2 separate regions of the Homo sapiens genome follow, and region 2 is linked to region 1. A link is an interaction called in ENCODE POLR2A ChIA-PET data of the cell type or tissue named here. Cell type or tissue: A673. All regions are shown on one strand. Each heading gives the region's core, and the rest is flanking DNA. Links, peaks and the distances in the headings are about the cores only.

The links. Peaks named below come from ENCODE experiments on the same cell type or tissue, not always from the same donor. Only the 100,000 strongest peaks of a DNase experiment are listed, where the experiment ranks them.
Region 2: POLR2A ChIA-PET joins it to region 1 with 10 read pairs; 2 of 35 experiments call an interaction of 5 or more read pairs at or near these places.

Annotation. Positions count from the first base shown.
Region 1 is chr12:57,595,532-57,604,433 of GRCh38, forward strand. PIP4K2C (phosphatidylinositol-5-phosphate 4-kinase type 2 gamma) reads left to right here. Exons shown (of 10, transcript NM_024779.5): 4 at 357-500; 5 at 3,534-3,680; 6 at 3,869-3,907; 7 at 4,793-4,906; 8 at 5,280-5,547; 9 at 5,714-5,817; 10 at 5,995-7,887. The coding sequence ends at 6,075. Among named protein-coding and RNA genes, the nearest start is that of DTX3, 4.8 kb to the right of the region's middle. RefSeq lists an enhancer at 8,663-8,902. In A673, for the core only: no CTCF peak of the experiment used is centred there; no DNase peak of the experiment used is centred there.
Region 2 is chr12:57,890,221-57,899,122 of GRCh38, forward strand. It overlaps LOC283387 (a long non-coding RNA gene), which reads right to left and starts at 6,262. Exons shown (of 4, transcript NR_148947.1): 1 at 3,520-6,262. It overlaps LOC101927608 (a long non-coding RNA gene), which reads left to right and starts at 4,019. Exons shown (of 2, transcript NR_187681.1): 1 at 4,019-4,131; 2 at 5,432-6,612. It overlaps LOC124902948 (a long non-coding RNA gene), which reads left to right. Exons shown (of 2, transcript XR_007063336.1): 2 at 93-302. RefSeq lists enhancers at 2,903-3,403, 8,212-8,261, 8,862-8,902. In A673, for the core only: a CTCF peak has its summit at 6,882; DNase peaks (open chromatin) are centred at 3,691, 6,101 and 6,561; H3K4me3 peaks cover 1,609 bases; H3K27ac peaks cover 5,476 bases.

The DNA of each region.
Region 1 (8,902 bases), core at 449-8,448:
CTGTCTCTACTAAAGATATGAAAATTAGCCAGGTGTGGTGGCGCACGTCTAGTCCCCGCTACTTGGGAGGCTGAGGCAGGAGAATCACCTGAACTTGGGAGGCGAAGGTTGCAATGAGCTGAGATCGTACCACTACACTCCAGCCTGGGTGACAGAGCGAGACTCCTTGTCAAAAAAAAAAAAAAAAAAGAATTTTGCATTCAGTTTCCTTCAGTCCACATATGGACACCTGATGAGGAACTGTGCTGAATCTCCTACCCCAGGGATTCATCCACTTTCAGCTGACCATTTTCCTATGACTTGTTTCTGCATATAAAGAGGGAGGAAAAGAGCTCTGGCCTATTCTGTGTCCCCAGGTGTCCCTTACCCGAAACCCCCCCAGCGAAAGTGAAGGCAGTGATGGTCGCTTCCTTATCTCCTACGATCGGACTCTGGTCATCAAAGAAGTATCCAGTGAGGACATTGCTGACATGCATAGCAACCTCTCCAACTATCACCAGGTCAGGCCTCTCTCTAGCCCCATTCTTTCCCTCTCCTCCCTACTCACATATAGCTCAGCTATTGTCAGTAATAGATGCCAACTGGGGAGAAAACTCATTGGAAGAGAGAATCCATAATCATATCCAGCCCTAAATGGGATGAGGGAAGCTATTCTGTCTGATAAGATTTACAGGCTGGGGGCAGTGGCTCACACCTGTAGTCCCAGCACTTTGGGAGGCTGAGGCGGGAGGATCACCTGAGGTCGGGAGTTCGAGACCAGTCTGACCAACATGGAGAAACCCCGTCTCTACTAAAAGTACAAAATTAGCTGGGCATGATGGCTCATGCCTGTAATCCCAGCTGCTCAGGAGGCTAACGCAGGAGAATCACTTGAACCCGGGAAGCGGAGGTTGTAGTGAGCCGAGATCGTGCATTTGCACTTCAGCCTGGGCAACAAGAGCAAAACTCCGCCTAAAAAAAAAAAAAAAGATTAAAAAAAAAAAGATTTACTTGGAATGTGGAGTTTATGGAATGTTTTGGCAGTAAAAACACTCTTCTTGAACATCTCTACTGAAGAAAAATTTCACCAAAATCAGTGAGCAAGGAATACATCAGAGTCCAAAAGGAGTCTTTGGTTTATGCAACAAATATTGAATACCTCTTATTAGGCCCTATGTTAGGCAGTAGAGTAGGAGGTAAATGAAACATCTGTGGCCCTTACAGATCCCTTGGTCTGATGGCAGTGACCAGTGACCCAGTATTAGCACACCGCAAGATATATACAATAGTAGAAGTCTGTACAGAATATTCTGAAGCTAGTGAAGAGCATCCGAACTCACCTGGGGAAGGAAATGCACCTGGGAGGCTAAAGAGAGTTTTTTAGAGGAGATACTGTAAGAGTTGATCCTTGAAGGACTAGTAGAGGTTAACCATTGGACAGGGTGGAAGAGCATTCTAGGCAAAGGAAAACAGCACTTGTAAGGCACAGAGCCATGAGAGAACTTGGTGTTAGAAAACAGCAAGAAATTCCATTTGGATGGGATGTAGTACTGTGGAAATAGGCAGGAGCCAGATTGTAAAGAGGCTTATAAGCCCCACAAAGAAGTTTGGACTTTATCCTGAAGGTGGTTTTGCAAGGGGCGTGATATATTTGTTATTTAGAAATATTTAGAAAATGTGACAGCGTTTTAGAGAATGGATTGGTGGGAGGGAACACTGGAAGGGTGGATACCAGTTAGGAGGTAATTTTAATAGTCCAGGGTAGAAACAATGAAGGCCTGGGGGAGCGATGGTGGTGGGGATAGAAAGGAAGACCTATGGGAGAACTGAGAGTTAAGACACAGGGGCCTCCAAGTTCCTGGTTAGGGATAACTGGGTGCCTATTCACCAGAAATTAGAAACAGAGGAACAGGTTTTTGGAGGAAGAAAGTTCTGATTTGGACATACTGAATTTGAGGTTTCTGCAATTCATCCAGATGAGGATGTCCAGTAAGTGGTTGGGGTATGTGTACAGAATTCAGGAAAGAGGATTAGACTGGGAGTATAGGTTTGAGAATTATATGTGAGTAAGTGATCATTAAAACCATGGCTATAGATACGATTATTGTAGGGAGGTTGTGTGCAGTGAAATGAAAAGAAGGTTGAGGACAGAACCTAAAGGAACAAGTGAAGAAATGAGCCCATAAAGGAAACTAAGAGTAGATGGACACTTTTAATTATTTATGCCATGCTACATTCCATACGGGATTCGACGACAGAGAGGAGGGGAATCAGGAGGGTGGTATAATAAGAGCTGAGGATGAGGAGACTTTTAAGGAGAGACTGGTCAATAGGATCAAGTGCCACAAAGCTGAAATATGACAATGACTAGAATACTTACTAGATTTGACAACTGAGGGATATGGGGGAGATTTCAGAGGAGAAATGAGGTATAAACCTGATTTCAGTGATTCAACGTGTGAATGAGAGACAGGAAATGGATTTCTTGCTGATTACTTTCCTGAGAAGGTTGGCTGTGAAGAGAAAGAGGCAGCAACACAGAAAGAGAGATGGTAAGCACTGAAGGAGTAATTTTTGTTTTTTAGAGACAGGATCTCACTGTGTTCCCCGGGCTGGTCTCAAACTCCTGGGCTCAAGCGATCCTCCTGCCTCAACCTCCCAAGTAGCTGGGATTACAGGTGTGAGCCTGGCTTAACAGGAGAATTTTTAAAAAAGAATCCAAATTGTAGGCCGGGTGCAGTGGCTCACGCTTGTAATCCTAGCACTTTGGGAGGCCGAGGTGGGCAGATTGCCTGAGTTCAGGAGTTCGAGACCAGCCTGGGTAACACAGTGAAACCCCGCTTCTACTAAAATACAAAAAATTAGCTGAGCGTGGTGGTGTGCGCCTGTACTCCCAGCTACTCGGGAGGCTGAGGCAGGAGAATTGCTTGAACCTGGGAGGAGGCGGGGGTTACAGTGAGCCTAGATTGTGCCACTGCACTTCAGCCTGGGCAACAGAGTGAGACTCCATCTCCAAAAAAAAAAAAAAAAAAAATCCAAATTGTAGGCCATCATGCAGACTTTTTTTTTTTTTTAGGTATAAAAATCTGTATTTATATTACAGTGACAGAATGACACAGCACAGCCCAACCCAATGCAGACATTTTAAATTATGGGAATCTAGCCTATGAAGAAACACTGCTCTAGATAAAATGATTTCATTGATAAGATATAAGTTGTAATCCTGGTTCTGTGCCACTTGCATATAGAAAGGGTCTAAAATAAGGATAATAACACTTAACCTTCCTCATCTCAAAGAATGATAAAGGTGAATTGAGAGATGACACTTAAAAATTAAGAGATGTACAAATGGAAGGAATCAGAGGAAAGGGGGATTCAGAAACGGCATGGATAACCTGGAGTGTTTTGGGGAAGCTTCCACCACTTTTGACTTTGTAATCTCTCTACTTGAAGTCCTCTGCTCTACCCTGGAATGGCAGTGTTTGAACTTCCCTGGGCTGTTTGTGTATCTGCTACTCAGCCTCTCCCCATTCCTTCCCCCTCTTTCACTGTAGTACATTGTGAAGTGCCATGGCAACACGCTTCTGCCCCAGTTCCTGGGGATGTACCGAGTCAGTGTGGACAACGAAGACAGCTACATGCTTGTGATGCGCAATATGTTTAGCCACCGTCTTCCTGTGCACAGGAAGTATGACCTCAAGGTAAGAAGAGGGTAGCTCGGACTTAGAGGGAGGCTCCTGATAGCCTGAGAATGGGGAAGACCCTGGGAGGTCTTTGGATGATTCCTTTTAAGGGAAAGAAGGCTGGGTTTGAGTACTCATCTTAGGGGCTGGGTTCTGACTGTTCTTTTAGCCACTTCTACTGACTTGGTGTTTGGGTCTTTCTGCAGGGTTCCCTAGTGTCCCGGGAAGCCAGCGATAAGGAAAAGGTGATAGTAATTTTATGTGCTAGGGTGAGGGATGAGGGATGAGGGAGGGCAGATGAGGGGAACTTCTTAGGATGGAGAGGCCACTCTATATAGGAATAGGGATTACTAGCTATTTATTATCTTAAACCACTTAAAAGAAGGGGGTAAACTTCTGTTGATCCGGGGATTGTTTGGAAGGGGCAGTGGGAGCAGCTGCTTTAACACTGGCATGGGTTATTCCATATGGAAGGCTTGGGGATGGGTGAGGTTGCCAGACTTGAAGAGCAAAGTGTTTAACTTCCACTTCCCATTCTGGGTTATTTTATTCAAGCAGCTACTTTTGCTTAAGAAGACACAGGCCGGGCATGGTGGCTTATGCATGTAATCCCAGCACTTTAGAAGGCCAAGGCAGGACTGCTTGAGCCCAGGAGTTCCAGACCAGCCTGAGCAACGTAATCTCTACCAAAAACACAAAAATTAGCCGGGCGTGGTGGCACGCGCCTGTAGTCCCAGCTACTTGGGAGGCTGAGGTGGGAGAATCACTTGAGTCCAGGAGGTCGCGGCTACAGTGAGCTGAGATCACACCACTTACATTCCAGCCTGGGCAACAGAGTGATCGAGATCCTATCTCAAAAAAAAAAAAAAAAAAAAAGAGGAGAAAGAAAAGTCAGCCTGGAGGGTCTTGGCTAAAAACCATAAGCAGAGAGTAGTGGGATGTGATTTGGGATACAGCTGTAGTGACTGAGTCTGTGGAAGTCACTGGAGGTGAGAACAGACCAGGGAAGCATCACAGTGTGGAGTTAGATGAGATCTAACTGAGCTAGCATAGAGCCCTAGACAGAAGGTGGGGTTCTGAGACCTTGGGGAAGGGATATGTTCCCAAGATGTCCCTTTACATATTCTTAGGTTAAAGAATTGCCCACCCTTAAGGATATGGACTTTCTCAACAAGAACCAGAAAGTATATATTGGTGAAGAGGAGAAGAAAATATTTCTGGAGAAGCTGAAGAGAGATGTGGAGGTGATGATTGGGTGCTCTGGGAAATGGCTTTCCTTTTTTTGCTCCCTAGAGGGTAGTTGTCTCTTTCATTCACGGTATGAGGGAGCTCCTCCCCTTCCCTTTATTCTTCAGGTCCTCTGCCTATATGGGGGTTTAGTATGAGACATGAAAAACCCCTGGAGCTGACCCGTGGAAGGGGTGGCTGGAATAAGCTAAAAGGATGATCTTAGATACTAGGACATATAGGCACTAAAGGCAGTGGTATGCCCTGCAACCTCAATTTTTATACTTCCTTTCCCCAGAAGGGCCCCAGAAATTCAAAGGTACAGGTACAGGGGTGATACCTAGCAGTGAAGAGTGAGAGAGAGGTGTCTGATTTGTCAGTGGGTCTCAGTTTCTAGTGCAGCTGAAGATCATGGACTACAGCCTTCTGCTAGGCATCCACGACATCATTCGGGGCTCTGAACCAGAGGAGGAAGCGCCCGTGCGGGAGGATGAGTCAGAGGTGGATGGGGACTGCAGCCTGACTGGACCTCCTGCTCTGGTGGGCTCCTATGGCACCTCCCCAGAGGGTATCGGAGGCTACATCCATTCCCATCGGCCCCTGGGCCCAGGAGAGTTTGAGTCCTTCATTGATGTCTATGCCATCCGGAGTGCTGAAGGTGAGAGAACCGGGACAATTTAAGGGTGGAGAGGGGATTTTTCCTGGAGGACAGAGACCAGAGTGCTGGGGGAGAGCCTGATTAGCTTTTCAGAACAAAACTGACTGCTTCCTGGAGAAAGGGAATTGGAACTAAACCTACTCTGAATTGTTGGTCTCTCTCCCAGGAGCCCCCCAGAAGGAGGTCTACTTCATGGGCCTCATTGATATCCTTACACAGTATGATGCTAAGAAGAAAGCAGCTCATGCAGCCAAAACTGTCAAGCATGGGGTGAGAGTTCGCAAAAGCCTTTCCTTTCCTGTCTTGACTATTCTTTGGGAATAGAGTCTCTTGTGCCAGAGCAATGGGGTGGCAAAAGAATGGAGGTGGTCTGGGGTAGATTGGGTGGGGGTGATGGGGACGGGTGCTAGGGTGGCCTGACATATTGTTCCGTATCTCCTCTCACAGGCTGGGGCAGAGATCTCTACTGTCCATCCGGAGCAGTATGCTAAGCGATTCCTGGATTTTATTACCAACATCTTTGCCTAAGAGACTGCCTGGTTCTCTCTGATGTTCAAGGTGGTGGGGTTCTGAGACACTTGGGGGAATTGTGGGGATATTCTAGCCACCAGTTCTCTTCTTCCTTTGCTAAATTCAGGCTGCAGGCTCCTTCCATCCAGATAACTCCATCCTGTCGAGTAGGCTCTTTCTGACCCTCAGAAATACATTGTCCTTTTTCCTCTTTGCCCATTTTTCTTCCCTCTCTTCCTCCCCATGAGAAGTCTGCTTGTAGTATTAGAATGTTATTGTTGACTCTCTCCCAAGTGCCTTGATCTTTGTAATATCTCCTGTTGTTTCTATGATATAGGAGCTAGGGGAAGGGGGTTGTTTGCCTTCTTCAGGACCTGACTGGACAGATGGACCTGGCTCAAGCAACTACTCTGGATGCACTTTGCTGTGTGGGATGAACTAAAAGTGTCTGAATTTTGCTGATAACTTTATAAAACTCACTATGGCATGCTTCCCTCCTGGTGGGCCCTAGGATGGATGACACTCAAGATACTACAGATGTGGGTGCAGGCATGCACACACACGATGGAATATGGCCATTCCTACACAGGTGGGGTAGAGAGTGGGTCAGCAGCCTGGCACCTCACAGAGGTGGGACCTAAGAGGACTCATGATTATGCAGAGAATTGGATTGGGTCTCTGTCATAGATTGAGTAATCTCTTCCCTTACCTCAATTCCATCTCCACCCATCTCTACATCTGGGCACAGCAACCCAGAGATGGCCAAAAGCATTCAAGCCTGGGGGAAGATGTTTGACTATTGCTGCTCTTCACCAGAACCTCACACCTCTCCTGGGACTGGAACCCTTCAGTGGGTGTGTGGCCAGTTTTGGAGGCTGGAATGATGGGCCAGGGTGTAGGATTCATTCTCCATGTAAAGTTTCCTTTCATCCTGCCTAGCCATCCCCAAGGTTTATTTCCAGAAGAAAGGAATATCTCTACTTGGATCAATTCTGGTCATTTCAAGAGGATGGAGGCCTCAAGTGTGGGAACTTCCCCTACTCCCTGGATGTGTGTACCTAGCACACTTCCTTCTCCCACCCCTTTTTCCAGTTGGATTTGTTTTTCTGTTCTCTTCTGTCCTGTCTTATACTGCAACTGTGTCTCCTAGGGGACAGATGGCCTTCTTTGTCATCTTCACTCTCCACCCCCAGAGAGGAGTCAGAGCCATAACTCAATCACTCAGCCCCTCCAAAGATAGTTGATGTGTGATAATCTCATAATGTTGAGAACCCTGATGAGATACATTGTCTTCCTCTCCCTACAATGCCTCTGGGGCCAAGGCACCCATTCTTCTTGCTATCCTCCATCCCCCTTGAGGCTTCCACTTTTTTTTTTTTTAGACATAAAGCTGGGCATCAGCAACTGGCCTGTGGTGATGCAAAGCTGCTTTGCTCTGTATCTGGCTGGACTGATCTGTCTCACAAGAAGCCATGAGGCCATAGGGAGAAGCTCCCTCTCCCCTTCATCTTCTGCTCCAAAGGTGGTAGCAAGAGGAGTACCCAGTTAGGGGTTGGAGCCCCCATATAACATCTTCCTGTCAGAAGACTGATGGATCTTTTTCATTCCAACCATCTCCCTTTCCCCCGATGAATGCAATAAAACTCTGTGACACCAGCAACCATTGCTCTTTAGAAATGGGTTTTCTGATCATATGGCTGATGTGTTATGGGCAGTATGGATGTCTTCATTTGTTGCTTCTGTTTTTCATCTTTTTTGTTTTATTAATAAAAATTTATGTATTTGCTCCTGTTACTATAATAATACAGGGAATAAATTATTCAATCCAAATTTCTGTACAGAAATGCCTTTTTTTTTTTTTTTTTAAATTTCACTTCTCTCAGGGAGCCTGTGTTTAAGGGTGCAGAGACCAGCTGAAGAATTCTGGTGTTCAAGGTGTTGGGCCCCTAACTAAGGATGTGGGTTTCTAGACAGATGGCTGTGAACTTTTTTAAAAAGGCTGTGAAGGGTGTGCACGGGAATGGAAAACTTAGTCTTTAACCTTGTGGGAGGTCAGCGGTAGTGAGGGCCAGGGAAGAGTAGGGTGATGGGACCCTTCCTCTTCCCAGAGTTCTGGGCTTGCTAACACTCCATCTTTGTAAAGGTGAGTAGGCCTCTCAGCCCACCAGCTAAAAGAAAAGGAATCTAGTATTCCCCCAGGCTTCCTGGGAAAGCTGTCCTCTTCCTGGAGGGAAGGAAGAGTACAGCAGGGTCCTGGGAAAGTGAAGAAAGTGACTAGCCCTCCAGTCTAGAGGGGGGAGTGAAAAAGGGGTGGATGAATAGAGGTTGTTGCCAGTTTGGGAGATTCCTGCCTGTCTTGGCTGAGGAAGTCTTTTGGCTGGTGGAAAAACCTGGCTTGATGTGGCCCCAGGGAAGTGAGTTGGATTGGGCGGAGACTGCTTGATGTGGGAAGCAGAGCAGAGCTTTTTTTTTTTCTTCTTTGAGAGTTTTTAACTCTATTTGAACCATACACTTGACACCACCACCACCTCGAGCCACTTTTTAAAAAATGTATTCGCTTCCCATTCTGCACCAGCCTCCATATCCCTGTTTGTGGAAAGAAAAATCAGAGGCACTGACCAATGATCATCTGAGAGCAGGTTGTGGGGGTCATAGGAGGTAACAATCTAGAAAGAGGCAGGAGATGAGGGAGGGGATTGAAATAGTTTAGTACCCGGATTTGTTTATTTTTTAGAGCCAATGCTTTTCTTTTTACTATGACTCTTCCCATCCCACATTGTTCCTCAAAGGCCCTTCTACCATAAGGATTCAAAAAATTGCCGCCCTCCCCCCGAATCCCCATATA
Region 2 (8,902 bases), core at 429-8,428, 290 kb after region 1:
CTGAAGCCACTATCAGGCCACCGTCTTTTATGAGACTGTAGTCTTGTATCTACCCTACTCATGCTGTCACCTTTTCATTTGTCTTTTGACAGTCAACATGCCCGAGTGCTGTGAACGTTATGAGAGGGCCTTGTTGGGAACACGTGCTCCTGGGAATCAGCCCTTCCCTCTGTCCTGTTCCCACTCCTCCCCGACGATGCTCCTGCTCAGAACCCACTCCTCACCTCAGTGAAGCAACGCAGCGGGCACCCTGTGGACAAAGCTGGATATTGGCTCTGAATAAAAGCGAATCATGGGGAAAATCAGTGTCTCAGTAAAATGGGGTTTTCTTAGTAGAGACCAGACTGTGAAGGACCTTGCTTCATTCCATCTTTGAGGAGGATGATGATTCAGGGACATTGGCCCAAGATCAAAGTGGTATTTTTAGGTTGTATTTACTTAGCTATTTGCCGTCTACCTCCTTATTTCCAGGTAGCAACTTCCTTCTTATATCTGAGATGTTTAAGAGATGATGAAACCAGCTTGCACACACTTCTCAAAGTGTGTTTGTTCGCATCCATTATTTCACTGGGGACCGGCTATTATCCTCTCCATTTTCTTTATAAGGATATTGAAAGAGAGATTAAATAACTTGTTCAAGGCCGCATAGCTAGTTAACAGCTGAACTAGGCTTAAAACCAACGTCTGAAGGCTCCTATTCCAGTGGCAGCTGCTGTGTGCTTCTTCTGTTTTCCATCAGTTTGGAAGGGAGCATAAAGTCTACAGCCACATGGGTGGGGTCAGCAGAAAGATTGACCACCAAGCCTGAGGCAGGTGAGGCTGATCTCCTGGGCACAGCCTCTCTGCACAGGAGTTCACAGAAGTGATATGATCCAAAGTTGCTGAGGGAAAAGCCCTTATTTGTGGAATTAACGGCAGGTCTCTCTTGAGGTCAGAATGAATGTTATTGACATTATTGTTTGTATTGTGGTAAGGTATACATAATGGAAAATGTACCATTTTGGCTGGACATGGTGGCTCACGCCTGTAATCCCAGCACTTTGGGAGGCCAAGGTGGGCGCATCACCTGAGGTCAGGAGTTCGAGACCAGCCTGCCAACATGGTGAAACCTCATCTCTACTAAAAATACAAAAATTAGCCGGGCGTGGTGGTGGGTGCCTGTAGTCCCAGCTACTTGGGAGACTGAGGCAGGAGAATCACCTGAACCCAGGAAGCAGAAGTTGCAGGGAGCCGAGATGGCCCCACTACACCCCAGCCTGGGTGACAGAGCGAGACTCCGTCTCAGTAAATAAATAAATAAATAAAAATAATAAAATAAAATGTACCATTTTAACCATTTTTAAGTGTACAGTTTAGTGACATGAAGTACATTCACACTATTGTGCAACCATGATCATTTTCCATCTTTTTTATCTTCCCAAACTGAAACTCCACACCCACTAAACAATAACTCCCCTTTCTCCCCTCTCCCCAGCTCCTGGTAACCACTATTCTACTTTCTGTCTCTGGGAATTTGGCTACTCTAGGTACCTTATGTAAGGGGAAGCATACAATATTTTGTGCTTTTGTATCTGATTCATGCTGACTTATTTTTAATTAGATCACCATTTCGACTGCAGCAGGAATGCTGATCAGTGATGTGCCATGCCTATAGAGGAGTAAAGAAAAGAAAAAGGAAAGAAAGAGCAAAAAGGAAAAAGAAAACAGGAACATTTTGGGGTGGATTTCTTGACTGTCAGGGGTACCAGATGTAAGGGGGCGGTGGTGGCGGGTGGATAGGAAGAAAGTGTTACATAGAAAACAAAATGCTGTGCTTTATCATTCCAGGGGCGGGCTGGCATCTATCCTGGAGGTAGATGCCTCTGTTTTGAGGATTATGCTATGATGAACCCTGATAGGGAAGCGCTCTGGTGAGAACAATGAGACTTTCTGGGCATGCGGAAGGCAAGACAAATTGTTTTGCAAGATGAATCCCCAGGAACTTGGAATTTGGGTAGAAGGGTCTAGAAGAGAAGGGGAAGGCTGGAGAGAAGATGGTTTAAGTTGGGACTTAGGGAACAGTGAGAAGTTTTCTGAGGTGGGAGATGGTTGGTGAACTTTCAGGGTAATGTCTATTCGTAGATTCTCATTTGCTTACTGTCATTTCCTCTCTATGACCCCTAACCTTGAGTAAAAGTCTGCTGCCGTGTGAGTTGGGCGTGGCTGGGGCAATGCAGGGACGGGGCTAAGCAAAGGGTGATAAAGAGCGGGTGGGAGAGGAGAGCAGCTGTGGGAGTTGAGGTGCAGATAGAGGGTGAGAGGTGGGAAGCAGGGAATCCCAGCCAGAGGTCATCAGAGGAATCACAAACCGTCTGAGCATCTTGGCACCCAGAAGGTGGGGGGTTGTGACAAGATTTGAGAGAACTGCAAGCTTGCGGGGACACAATGATGGAGTCCCTACTCTTAGGGGAATGGGGCTGGGGTCACTGCTTGGATATGACAGGGCAGGCACGCCAGTTAGACAGCCTGAAGGAAGGAGTGGATGGATTTCTCTTCTTGGAGACCTTTGGCAACACTTGGACAAGGCACAGCCTGGGTAATGAGGAAGTCCCTGCAACACAGCTCAGTGCCTCCAAGATTTCCAGATACACAGAGAAGAGGACTGTGTTTCTCAAAACAGAGATGGAGGTAGAGCCAAAGCCAAGCCCAGAACATGTCTCGAGCTTTCAAAACACCTTCTCTTTAAAATCATCTGAAAGCAGAGATATATGGCAGTTGACTATCTCTGATGGAGACATATACCTTTATTTATTTATTCATTTATTTTTAAGACAGGTTTTCGCTCTGTCGCCCAGGCTGGAGTGCAGGGGCGCAATCTTGGCTCACTGCAACCTCTGCCTCCCAGGTTCAAGTGATTCTCCTGCTTCAGCCTCCTGAGTAGCTGGGACTATAGGATGTGCCACCATGCCTGGCTAATTTTTGTATTTTCAGTAGAGACAGGATTTCACCATGTTGGCCATGCTGGTCTTGAACTCCTGTCCTCAATTGATCTGCCTGCCTTGGCTTCCCAAAGTGCTGGCATTACAGGCATGAGCCACTGCGCCTGGCCAACATAAGCTTTTTGTACCCCCCAGACATAGCAGGAACCCAGTGAGAAGGCCGGGCTGCTCCCACCCAGAGACCCTGGAAGAGCCTGGCATGGAAAATGGGCCGTGCATCGTGTTGCCGGGAATGCTTGGTGATTCTCTGGCCAGGTCCTGGGCTGAGTGTGGGCCGGGGATGGAGCCCTGCCTGGAATCAGTGATGCATCCTGAAATCTCTGGACCAGCCTGCATGGTGACGGAGACCAGAGTGAGGCTGGCCGAGGACATTTCCCTCTGGTCCTGTCCAGCCTTGGCCCCGAGAACCAAGGCTCTAGGCTCATCTGGCTAGATAGATCCTGTTTTTGGCCCAGCCCAGCATCCCTTTGTTACTTGGGACTTGGGGAAAAAGGCCTGGCTTGGCTCACACTTGAGGAGGTTTGCCAAATGTGTTACTTACCATTAAAAAGCTTGTAAACCTGGGGTGCAGGATGCTGTGGGGGCCTGGGCTGGCTCGAGGATGTGCTGTTTAGAAGTTCCAGAAGTTCCCTGCTGGCTGGGAGGGAATAATGTCCCTGCAGAGTCAGAGGCGAGCCTGCCCTGGGCCTGGGCCAGCTTTCCCTCTCGCGGGCCTCTCTGCTCTGGGGGAGCTGTGTGTTTCCTTCTACTCAGGCAGCTTGGGAAAGACCAGAGGCCCTTTCAGGGAAGGGAGAAAAAGGGAAACAGGCCTGAAATGACTGTCGTGAAAGCCCACTTCTGAGCTTCAGCCCAGAGCACAAATGCATTTTCTTCTGTTATGAGAATGTGGAGAGTTCCAAGAGGTTGTTCAGGGGAAATACAGAGCCTCAGAGCTCTGGTACTAGGAGGACCTTAAAGACCAGTTAGGACAGCCCCCTCATTTTACTGGAAGGCTAATTTGAAACAGAATGGAATTTGGCAGGGGCTAGGATCCCTTTTTTCTTCGGAGGCTTCATTTCCTGAAAGACACAGTGTCCGTGATGAACTGATTTCACTAATTCGCTCATTGCATTTTTTAAAAACCTCAGCGGTCCAGATCTGGCTTCTTTTGAAGGTAACAGAGTTTGTGGCTTCCAGGGTGTTTTCAGTTTGGGGCCATAATTTCTGTTTGTTCATTAAAAATATTTGTTCACCATAGGCTTACTGCCAGGTCTTCCTATGCACAGCATCAGGCTGTGCTTGTGAATGGCTGAGGGAAGCTGGAAATAGGCGAAATCAGGAAAATACTGGAATAAGGCAGGGGCTGATGTGGTCTAGGAGGGTTAGAAGGTGGAGGCTGGCAAACTTGTGATTAAGGGTGGTGTTTGGGCACCCTCAATGAGGAGGCCTCATAGCTATGGAAGAGACCAAGAGAACCTGGGTAGACATCTGTGCAGGGCCTAGGGACTCAGGACCCCCTGTGGATGCAGCTGAGCTGCACCTGAGAGGTCTCTGAGGTGGACAGGCCCCTGGTGGCACAGGAAGCTTCAGAAAGAGGAGACTTGCATTGGGGCAACCAGGCATATCAGAAAAAGATCTTAAAAAAAAAAAGAGAGAGAGAGAGACAGAAAGCAGGTGGGACAGAGTGAAGTGGGGCCTGAATTAATTATAAATGGTGGTGGCTATATCCTTTTTTGGGAGGGGCCCAGGAGGCTGCCAACTTTGATCTCATTTTCTGGACAGGCCTTTAGGTTACCTCTTCTATCCACCACCCAATCACCAGAGAGTTAGTGCCTTCTGACAGAAGCAGCTCTTGGCAGAACACACGAGACATAAGCAGCTGGGGCTGGGGACAACACCTGCTAGGGGTGGGCTGGGAAGGAGACAGACATATGCTGGTGCAGGAGAGGAAAGTGTATCATAGCCTCCTGTCCTGGGAGGCAGAGTGGAAGGGCATGCGGCAGGGTTCAGGGAGGGGCCATCTCTGTCTTATTCATGTGGTAGCCCCGGCGCCTAGCTCAGTGCCAGGCACACCCTAAATAACAAAATCACTAAATAACGGAATGAGTGAATTTAGCTTATGCCTGAACACACAGAGTGTCATCCTCTTGAATCCTTATGTTAACCTATATTTTTCTTCTCCAGGATTTATGGAATAATCAGGAATCTGCCTACTGTGAGCTTTCCCCTTTAGAAAGGTTTTCTCATTGCTGGTGTGACAGAGTGCACTGAAGCTCTGTTTCTCCAGTGATCTCAGCATAAAGACCCTCCATCTGACAGGCAAAGGACGGGTGGGAGGAGGGCCAGGAGGACCTCTCAGGGCCCAGCTGGCTGTGCAGGATGCAGAGGGTGGGCTGGTACAGAGGCTAAGAGCAGAGGTCAGGGTGAGAGGAGGCATTAGCAGCTTTGTTAATTGCATCATGTCTTTCCTCCAGGTGACAACACTAGGCCTATGCCTCATCCCCAGCAGGTGACCAATGGAGGAAAATAAAATAGAACTTCAACATGCTCTCTGACGAACTTGAACCCCTGGTACTGGTTGCTCTGAGAAGCCATGGGTTTCCTTCCTTGGACAATTTCAGAGCCCATCATTATGGTTTATGGAAAGGAAGTGGCACTGAGAGAGACCCTTGCTTCTCCTGGCAGCTCTTCTCCCTTGAGAAAGCTCCTCAACTTCTCCTGAGCTTAGTTTCAGAAGTGATTGTTCATCCTCTCCCACTGGGAGTCCTGGGATGGGCTCCGTATATTTTACTCCAGCCACAGGCGGATGAGTGAGATGACCTTTTCAGGTCACTCAGGAGATCCTCCAGTTTCTCAGGATAATCTAAGCATCTCCCTTTCCTTTAGAAGCTGTCAGAGCTAACTCAGCGTGGGTGTGGGCTCTTTGCAGCTACACCACCTCCCCTCCAATATTTAGAAGTTCTTTGCTGGTTCTTAGGGTCTCCTAATCACAGGTCTTTTTTTCTGGGCTCTGCCTGAAAGGCCACATCCGTTTTTTCCCTGAAAGCTAGCTAGGTCCTCTGGGCTAAACACCACCGCCCCTCAGCTCTAGAAATGGCTGATTTTCATGACGCCCTTTGCCAACCAGATTATTTCTTAAATTGCTCTCCCCCCTGCTGGGTGTTCTGGGACACAGACGCCAGTGTGTGGGGTCCCCGGCTTTCCTTTCTCCCAGAGCAGCTGGAGGAGAGCCTCAGTTTCTCCACCGCACACCCTGGCCTGAGGGTAGCAGCCGACCCAGTCGGGGGAGTGGGCCTCCTGCGCCCTCGGAGGCACAGGACCGCGGGGCCCCACCGAGGACCCCCTGAACGGCAGCCCGCCGCGAGGCAGCGTGGGGACCAAACTGCCGCGCCCCAGAGCCCGCCGCCGCCTGTCCCCGCGTCTGAGGTCCGCAAGGAAGAGCTGCGGGAATGCACGCCCGGGGAAGAGGCTTTGTGAACCGAGGCTCGGCGCGCCCCCCACCCGCGCCCCTCATGGGCAGCCGGGCCCAGCCCGCCGCCCGGGCCCCTCTGGGAAGGGCTTGGAGGCGACGCGGGGGGTCGGGGGAGGAGGGAGCGTTCCTGCAAATCACATGATTTTCCCGCTTATATAAATCACAGCTTGTTTTTCTCAACCAGCTGCAGACTTAAAGGTGCAGTGTCTTCTTTCTCTCCCAAGGGCAGAGGTTCCCCAGGGTGCTTTTGACGACCCCTGAGCTGGGGTGGGGTGGTTTCACCAAGCAGGGGTCAGGGTTCAGGGTTCAGGAACCCCCCACCCCATCCCCCATCCCCGGGATGTTTCCTTTTAGCTCGGGACCAGGGAGGGGCATGGAAATCCGGTCGCCAAATCAGCAGGCAGAGCCGAGCTGGGGCGGCCTCCAGCGCCTCGCCTCGGTCAGCGATCACTCTGGAGACCAGCGATCCCCGTGGGGGACCCTGAGCTGAGGGGTTACAATGAAACTGGCCGGTGGCAGATTTGCGGTGGCCAAGAGCAGACTTCTAAGGGTGATGCTTACTGTTCTGACCAGCCCTGGTTATTTGTTTGAGGCTAAGTTATGTGAGAAGAAAAACGAGCTCAACACATATATCCAGCACCTATCATCTACCTATTAGGCACTGTAGGGAGAAACCAAGACCTTTTAGACAGTCGTCACCTTCAAGTGGTTTATAGGATTTAGGTGATGAGATATGTAGATATAGACATAGAGGCAGACACGAGATATAGAGATTAAATAGCACTAGTCAGTTTCAATGCCTGTTCCAGGCTAAACAGAAGAGCGTTACAAGGCTGTGCATAATTACTTGCTTGATCAACAGCACAGATAATGAGTCCTTCAGGCCTTGGGAAGAGGGCTCTGGAGGCCCTGACTGAGAGGTGGGCCAGAGGCAAGGCAGGAGGGGGACAGGCAGCTGGGGGAGGATGGACGGCATGTGTCAGGAGGGGAGAAAGGAGCATGATGTTGGAGTAATCCCTTTGCTAAACTGAGGAACTGGAGAGAGGAGGAGTGGGGGATGAGGGTGGGAAGCCGTAGGGGGGCCAGGTGCAGGTGGCCTTGAGTGCAGGGCTGAGTGTGGACTTGATCTGGTGAAGGCAGTGGGCGAGCCTGCAGAGGTGGGAGGGCAGGTGAATGGTATGATGAAGGGGGTGTTTTTAAGGACCAGAAGTCTGGCAGCAGTGCGCAGAATAAACTCGAAGCATTGATGGAGACCCGTTGGAGGCTTCTGCAAGGAACCAGGCTGACGTAAGGTCACAGTGCTGGGGTGTTAAGAGAAAAGGTGAAAATGAACAGCGAGAAATAAGAGATTTTGAAGAAAGAATGGAGATAATTGATTGTGTATACAGCAAAGGGGAGAAATCACCAGAGGTGATGTTGATTTTGAGCATGGATGGCAGGGAGAAGATGGCAGCCCTGCAGCCCTTAGGTGGAGGGGGGGGTGCGCCAGTGGCCAGGGGAGGAGCTCCTTTTGGAGATGGCGTTTGTGAAGACAATGGGCTCTTAACTGGGAAATGTCCAGTGGGCTGGAAGTCAGAGGAAATAACTCAAGGGATGAAAGAGATCTTGCAGATCTTACAGGGAGATCACAGAAAGGGAGAAAGAGAAGTAGGGCCAGGGGACACCCACGTTTAGGAGTAGGAGCCGCTGGCAAGGCTGTGGAAGGAATATTCACACCCCAAGGACAGACCAACCTGGGCACGAAGTGTCTCTGCCTGACCTTGGCCAAGTTGTTTATTCTGTCTGCACCTCAGTTTTCTCATCTATAAAATGGCACTAACAGCACTTGCATTACTTTCTGTGAGGACGATGTGAAATGTCTGAAGCATCTCACACACTGCACAGTGTCTGGTGCAGGGCAAGCACCAGCTGTTCTTCCTTTCCACACTTCCCTTCCTGCCACACCCTCTATGTCCTTTCATGGCAGCCACCTGAACACAGTTTCTCTCCTTTTAAATTGTTGTTGTTTTTCTTCTTACCCCTCCTCCTCTTCATCTCCTTCTTCTTTTTCTAGAAGAAACACACGGTCTTGTTTGCATGACCAATTATTTGAACTGGAAATACCCTCCATTATGAAGGAAGGAAATAATAAATTTTTTTCCTAAGGGCCTCTTAGCTGAAGCTGGCTATTACCTCACTGGATCCTTCCAGCAGCCCTGCAGGGTTTGGGAAGGCAGGTATTATCAGGCCTTTTTCCCCCCTACAGCTGAAGAAATGGAAGAATGGTTGTAAAAAGTTTTATTATTCTGTTGAGAACCACATGTCTAATCAGTACTCTCTAGCTCAGAGCTTTCTAAACTTCTATTTGTAGCCCTTTATTTTTGGAAATAATTTTACTCGGTAGTCAAATAAAATAGATATAGGCAACCCAGTTCTGGTTTCAGTGCAGTGGGGAGGTTCTGAGTCACGACTGCTTGGCTGTGCTCCCACTCCC